Linked DNA regions of Homo sapiens: regions 1 and 3 are each linked to region 2. Evidence: chromatin loops called from intact Hi-C (ENCODE). Cell type or tissue: IMR-90. All regions are shown on one strand.

Region 1 (2,500 bases), 78 kb before region 2:
ACTCCTAGAACATCAGAAAGGACTAAAGAGGTAAAGAGGCTATATGGTATGTGCATGCGTTTCAGGGACAGATGTCCCAAGAATATAATGAATCTCATTATTTGAATTTTTTTTATTTTTTATTATTTATTTATTTATTTATTTTTTTTTTGGTGAGACAGAGTCTCGCTCTGTCACCAGGCTGGAGTGCAGTGGTGCGACCTCGGCTCACTGCAACCTCCGCCTCCCAGGTTCAAGCGATTCTCCTGCCTCAGCCTCCCTAGTAGCTGAGACTACAGGTGCGCATCACCATGCCCAGCTAATTTTTGTATTTTTAGTAGATACGCGGTTTCATCATGTTGGCCAGGATGATCTCAATCTTCTGACCTCGTGATCTGCCCACCTCAGCCTCCCAAAGTGCTGGGATTACAGGCGTGAGCCACCGCACCCGGCCTGAAGTTTTTTAAATTGTCATTTGCATTTTAGTGCCTCTATTGAGAAGGACATGAAAGTCTTCCATATTTAACACATTTCCTGGACAACTTAAGCAGAGAAGAATGAGAGGAATCTGCAGCAGAGGTCACAATGTTAAACATTGCTTTACTGATCAGATTAAACAAAGGCAGAAAGGGAAATCTGTCCTCGTTATGGTTTATCTGTAAGGTCCTTGGCTTCAGAAAAATGTCTCTAGGTGGAGGTTGAATATGAGCACAGGTTAAGAATCCAAAGAAATAGAGAAAAAAGTGAGGCAGTTCTGTAATGGGAGAGGAACAGAGAGGTGGGATGGTCCGGTTCTCTATTGCTTTTGCTAAAAGTATAATAAAAATATGTTGCATTTATTTCTTTACAATAAAGTGACTAAAATGTACTATCTCATTAAATATCAACCCAATCCTATGAAGTAGGTACTATTGCTATGCACATTTTACTGACACGGTAACTGAAGCACAGAAAGATTCCTAAAATTTGAACATATTTGTGATCTGAGAGGTGTCCTCTCTCTGGCTACATAGAATGAGTAGCTCTTGAATCCTGTGATTAGCTATTAGGGATCCAGTTTGCTGCTGACTCATTCTTTTCCATCTCAGTTCCACTTCCTCTCACTCACATACTCATTCATTTACTCACCCATATTATCATCCACTCATATATTCCCTCATTCATTTATGTAATTATTTAATAATTTCGATTTATTTTATTTTTTCATTGAGTGGGCATTTAATGACTTTGATAGTATAAAAAACCAAGCTTGGTGAAGAATGAGAGGGCTGATATATGAGTTGATGCCAGTCCTCAAGAGTGCACAACTCCCTCTAGTTACCAGTTCTAGAGATCATTTTTTAACTTACAGATGACTCCATCTTGGCTGTGAGTTTGACTGTGCCTGATTGAACCCCTCTTGGTGACTAATGATATTATTTCATTTCCCTGTATCCCACCTGAAAAGATGTCCCCTCACCGTTGATCTTGACTTCAGTGTCTTGTTAGATGTCAAAGTCACAGTTAATAGTTTGGGGAAAAACTTGAGTTCATTTTTCTCTTCTCAATGCTTCCATTCACAGAAATAATCCACACACAAATTTCGAGCTTTAGAAATTCATTTTTTATTTTTATTAGAAATTTACAGAAGCATATATGACAGGAAATGTTGCTGTCCAAGTGTTAGACATCATTAAACTTCTGTCTAGAATTCAGATAAGAAAGAGATACAGATATGTTTTTGGATTGATTCTTGCCCTCTGAACTCTGTTTTTGATCTTTGAAATTCAGGAACGAAATACATTTAGATTATACAGTATTCCTAATTATCCAAATTCACCACTGGAAGCCTCACAGTTTTTAAGCTCAGGATCCAGATAGATGTGGATAGTGAAAGATACTGCAATGGATTTCTGGATTCACCACAGATGTACTAAAAGAGATTATTTTGGATTAGATCCTAGGATTCTGCCTTTTGAGAATCTCTCAGGGTGATTCACAGCTGCACTAATTTCTAAGAACGATGGCTCCTTGCTGTGTACAAGAACCATGGATTTGTTTTGAATTCTAGGAATTGAGAATATGATTCCGGTATTATACACCTGTGAGGCTTACCTGCAAAGCACTTTACACTAATAGTATGATGTAGTGTGAAATTCTATACTATCTAGGATTATAATTTTGATAGTAAAATAGAAGTGGCATTTTATTTCTGGTAAAAGACATCCAAAATTTTCTCTAACCTAATCATATTCCCAAAATATGAATAGAACAGATCTCATGTGTGAAGGAAGTGCTCAGAGAAATTAAAGACAAGAAATAATTAAAATAAAACAAATTATTAGACACTGGAGATCCAGTGAAATTTCAACATGTTTGCAACCAATTTATAAATAGTAGGCTAAGCCCAATGAAGACTTTGCTTTTCCAATAACCACCTTGAATGCACTCTGGACTTCTTTGTTCCTCAGGCTATAGACTAGAGGGTTAAGCATGGGGATGACCATGGTGTAGAACACAGATGAGATTTTGTCTGTGTCCA
Region 2 (2,500 bases):
GTGTACACAAAAGAATTATTTATCTTCTATTCAGCTCGGTTTCCTTATTTGTGGAATAAAAATAATAAAATTAAAAATTCCACATACTTTACAGAATTGTGTCTGCCAAATAGCAAATAAAGGTGAGTTTGGAAAGTACTTTAGTAAGGTGTTTTCCTTTCAACATTAAGCAACATAATATTTTTCTTGGGGTGTTTTTCCTGCCTGTGGTTGCAGACCCACTGTAAATGCTCAGTTTGGAGAGAGGCTGCTGTGTAATAAAAGAATTAGCTTAGCGTCATTTCAATAAATGTTGACTGGAGGCTCTGCTCAGAGTTTTGTCTCTTTAAAATAATGTCATGTGGGTTCACAATGGAATTTCAGAGCCTAATGAAGGGGAATCAAGAGAAAATTATATGCGCATGGAGCTCTCTGGGGAATAGGGTTCCTATGAGGGCAATCGCTTCTCCTCATCCTCCTTATCAAGGAACAAGCAATTAAACTGCATGCAGGGACATAGTGAAGTATGTTGTTTAGCACATATGTATATTTGGAGTGTCTACTGTCATTTCTTTTTCCCCCTCATTTTTATTAAGGTCTCATTTATAAAAAATCAAGAGTGGCTTGTTTAATTATTTGTTATGATTATTGATATTTGAAATCTATTTCTGAAATTTTATTTTATATTCTGCCTACCATGTTTTTATTTTGTTTTTCACCTTTCCAATTTTTAGGTGTTACAACTAAATATCGGGCTACTAGAAATTTTAGGAGATTGATAAATAATATCTTTTTTCCTTCCTTTTTATGATGAATAGAAAAATATAACATAGTTGTATAAGGCAGAAGATTAAAATCTGCCTTAATCCTGGTAAGCCATTTCAAAATTTTTTCAGATCTTTAAGCAGAGGGCTTCTTTTATTCTTGGAATTACTTTCCTGCAGCAAACACTGTTAGTACTTTACCCACTCTCCCCTGGTATTCATTGCCCCTGTGATGGCCAAAGCATATTATTAAAAATTATTAATAGTCTGTAATTCTTGAGCTGAGGGCTTATTTTGCAGTACAAATATGATCAGCTCACATGTGAGTCATTTCATTCCTCTGGCAGCTGTCATCAGTAAATGTCAGAGGAAGTAGAGCCAAAAATTCTCCAGATTCCTTACTTTCCAGATGTTATCTGAGGATTCTTTGTACATAGTTCTTAGTACAATGGAACTTCAGATGTCCACAGATGTTACCTATGCACAAGGGAAACCCTGTATTGACTTTTCCTTCTTCTCTCTTTCCTGCTACCTTACCAGTGCTTTCTGCTATTAACCCCCAAATAAACTACTTGGATTTAAACCACTGACTCTGGGTCAGCTTTTAGGGAATCTTATTTAATATGTATCCCGATTGTACATCTCCCCTTTGTGCTTTTGTACCGGCAGGCCCTATCTCATTATCCCTATCAAAACGCAGGACAGAAGAACAGACAGCAATCTTGCTGCAGATAAGCAGGACCAAAAACAGAAAAGCAGAGTTCTAAAACATGTTCTATTTTTTCTTCTAAATTCCCCAATGTAATATATAGCATCTCTTTCCTCTTATTGAAACATTTTCACTGTAATTCTGCACCTGTGAATTGTAAACTTTATTTTTTTGTAAATTTGATAATGTCTTGATTTGCCTTCTTATTCAAATGGTAGTTCATCTGGGTATAGAAATCCGAATTGATATTTATTTTCCTTGAGACTTGAAGAAATCAGTCTACTGTCTGCTGACTTCTACTCTTTTTTCATATAAGAAGACTAATTTCAGGCTAATTATTATTTGTATGTTTGTCTCTCTGACATCTAAAGTTTCTGCTTCTTGTATTTGCACTTTCACAAAAATGTGAATAAATTAATGTATTCATTTATTCTACATGCATTTTTTTCTACCACATGTCAATGCAAATATGCATAAAACCAGAGCAAAAACAGGCTCCCAGGAGGAGTGCTCAGGTGCCCCCCAGTGATGGAGGATAGAGCAGAGTGATCCACAGGGCCTCAGACCAACAGCTCCAGAGCTCAGAGGGGTGAAGCTGGGCTGTATGGCCCTTTTCTCGGGGCCTTGGTCGTGCATGTGGTGCTGGCTGTGGTACGCAGGGACAGGGTGATCCTCAGGCCCCCAGTGGAATGCTTGGGTGTGTGTGGCAATGGTTGCTCAGTGGTCTTGCTGGGTTCTTTTCAGTTCAGTTGGGCAGCATGTGCTTTAGCCCCAGGTGGCGACCGTGGGTCACTATGCACAGAGGCCCTGCTATTGAGGTGACCAGGGTGCAGGATCACTGCCAATGGCTTGTGATTTGGCCCTGGTGGCAGCAGCCAGCAGTGGGACAGTGGTTTTTAATAATGAAAGAAGGAAAACCCAAAGGCTACATATCGTCATTCCATTCATACAACATAGAAATGTAAAAACATCAGTGATTTCCAAGGGTTGGGGGAGTTGGAAGTGGTTGTCTATAAAAAGCATGCAAAGGGAAATTTTAGGATGAATC
Region 3 (2,500 bases), 100 kb after region 2:
TGAGCTGAGATCGCGCCACTGCACTCCAGCCTGGGCGACAAGGCAAGACTCCGTCTCAAAAAAAAAAAAAAGAAAGAAAAAAAAAGGAAATAAAGACTTTTGCTTCTGACTTTAAAATACAGAATGTTTTTGTTTCAGTGGTTTCTCTCTCTCCTTTTTACTTGTGCTGTGTAGGTGGGACAGAGGACAGACCAGAGGCAACTTAAACCTGTTCGGAATGACTTCAGCAGGTCCTGGGATATGAAGGTCCCTCCTAAATCAGAAGAGAGTATCTTAAGTTACATATCTGTTATAAAGAACATCTCCCCGTGTCCCCAAAATATAAAGACACACTAAAAATACATATGACCCAAGGAGAGAACCCACACAAGTGTGGGTGTGATTCACAAAGTTATAAATATCACTTGCATAAAGGATGACTCAGAGAAAAATAATTTAGAAAGAGACCAAGAACATTATTTTATTAATATAATTTCTTCTGAGAGAAAAATGAGGCTGAAATATATGACACTGCTTTCCTGTTTCTCCCCAATAATGAACCCCTAAATGGGGTTGATAGGAAGAGTCTGCTATAGATCACTCCTGTTCTCAGTTACCTCTTCCATGAAATGAAAATGCTAAGAATAATATCCACCTAATAATAATATGAAAAACATTAGGTAATATTTACTGAGCTTTACTATGAGTTAGAAATCAGCCTGCAGCAATTATGTCATGAAACCTCTACAAGCCTGATGAAAAAGATACTACTGTCTTATGATTGCTACTTTAGAGATGGGAATTACAAGACTTAGAGGTATTTTAGTAATTTCTTCCAGGTTGCATCACCAGTAAATGGCAAAAACAATATTCAAAACCAAGAAGTCTGATTTCAGAAGCCACAGCCTAAATACCAGGATAAATATCTCTTGATTAAATAAGATAAAGCATGTAATAGTAAGCACTCCATATATGAAAGTGACTACTATATTTCATCTAAGTCCTGCTTCTATGCATTCTACACTATTATCCCATGCTAGTCCACACGTGGAATTTCTTTCTTGTGTTAGTATTTATTTCAGTCTGCAGGTTCTTTCCATCTCTGCTGATAGGAAGGATCAAAATTCACTTAGAGAAGATTTTTCAATTCCTAAGAAGACTTAGCATCTCTTCAGCATGCTCTGTGAATTTCAAGGCTCTTGATTGAAGCTTCTTATCCTCTATGCATCCATGTGCTCATTAAATTCTGAAACAAGGCTCATGAACCAAAAGAAAAACGGTTAAGAACCACAGCTCTGGCTCTGATGACTGAAGCATGACTTCTGTCTCTATTTATGAGGAGTTGGGGTTTGGCACTTTTCTTCCTACTTTGAGCTTTCTGTGTTCAATGCCTAATACCACTTAGATTTTCCTTCTGTCAAAGCCCTACGGAATATTGGTACCATCACATGAGTTTTAAAAAAATTCTATGTTGTTGAAAAGTCTAAAAGTTCAGAAATAATACTTAAAACATCCCCATCTGAGATTTAAGTGTTCAGTAGGCTATTAAAGATGCTGAGAAGTACTGTAGTAATGTAACAGCAAGCTGTTTAACTTACCTGCTTATGGAAAGCTTTTTCATATGTAACCCTGTTAACTCCCCATAGCATTTTGCTTGGGGAAAAAAAAAAGTAGCATTAGACAGAAGTGTGTAATCCATGAAATTCCTGGATTGTGTCCCACTGAATACAATGCATCTCAGAATTACACTCTTTGTCCATTTCATGCCAGTTTTCAGGACAGCACATATACAATTTTCCCATTTTCATAATTCTCTCTCATTAGCTTGAGTGTTCCATGAGGATACATTTTTGTCATGTTTACCTTTAAAATACCATCACACTGTCTAGAATTTATTAGTTATAAATAAACACTTCTTGAATAAATGAATTACTCAGAACCTTTTGTTTGTTTCATTGGTGGTGAATAGAGTAAACAACCGTTCCAATTTGCCCAGAATTAAGAAATTTTCTGAGATTTGGGGCTTTCAGTGAGAAAACAGATTGTTCCAGGCAAACTAGGACAAATTGGTCATGCTATGCGGTGGTGATTTTTTATTTTGTTGATTTTTGCTTTTAATTATCATATTTGTCCACTCTGTGTGTGTGTCCAGATTTTAGCTAAACACTAGCCATGAATTAGTGTGTTTACTTCTCAAAACAGCCTCAGGAAATATGTATGATTTCGTCTCCATTTCACAGATGAAGAAATCAAGGCAAAATTTTCATGCCTTGGCCACAGATACCCAGCCTTACCCTGCTGTCTGGTTCTAGAGTCTGTGCCCTCCAAAATGAATTCTGCAGGTACAGCAAAGAGCATAAGGTCACGAAATTCATCTTTGAAAATAAGAGCTCAGTAATTCACATAGAAAATAATGTGGACAAGCACAATCCATTCCCTGCTGGGTGAGATAGAATGTGAGAGAAAGAAGTCTGGAAAGCCATAATCTTAACATTAATCCAAGATGCGAGTGAATTTGAAT

What was found. Hi-C counts contacts between places; a loop is a spot of excess contacts. Peaks named below come from ENCODE experiments on the same cell type or tissue, not always from the same donor. Only the 100,000 strongest peaks of a DNase experiment are listed, where the experiment ranks them.
Region 1: it touches region 2 in a loop (2.8-fold over the local background); 2 of 110 quality-filtered maps call a loop at or near these places.
Region 3: a loop joins it to region 2, with 6 times the contacts of the local background. A loop is called at or near these places in 2 of 110 quality-filtered maps.

What each region holds. Positions count from the first base shown.
Region 1 is chr11:58,315,292-58,317,791 of GRCh38, forward strand. It overlaps the pseudogene OR5BC1P. Among named protein-coding and RNA genes, the nearest start is that of OR5B17, 43 kb to the right of the region's middle. In IMR-90, no CTCF peak of the experiment used is centred here; a DNase peak (open chromatin) is centred at 1,050; H3K27ac peaks cover 1,859 bases.
Region 2 is chr11:58,393,284-58,395,783 of GRCh38, forward strand. No RefSeq gene overlaps it. Among named protein-coding and RNA genes, the nearest start is that of OR5B3, 12 kb to the right of the region's middle. In IMR-90, no CTCF peak of the experiment used is centred here; a DNase peak (open chromatin) is centred at 1,118; H3K27ac peaks cover 1,640 bases.
Region 3 is chr11:58,493,502-58,496,001 of GRCh38, forward strand. It overlaps LOC105369313 (a long non-coding RNA gene), which reads right to left. Exons shown (of 5, transcript XR_007062673.1): 5 at 435-2,500. Among named protein-coding and RNA genes, the nearest start is that of OR5B21, 13 kb to the right of the region's middle. In IMR-90, no CTCF peak of the experiment used is centred here; no DNase peak of the experiment used is centred here; H3K27ac peaks cover 685 bases.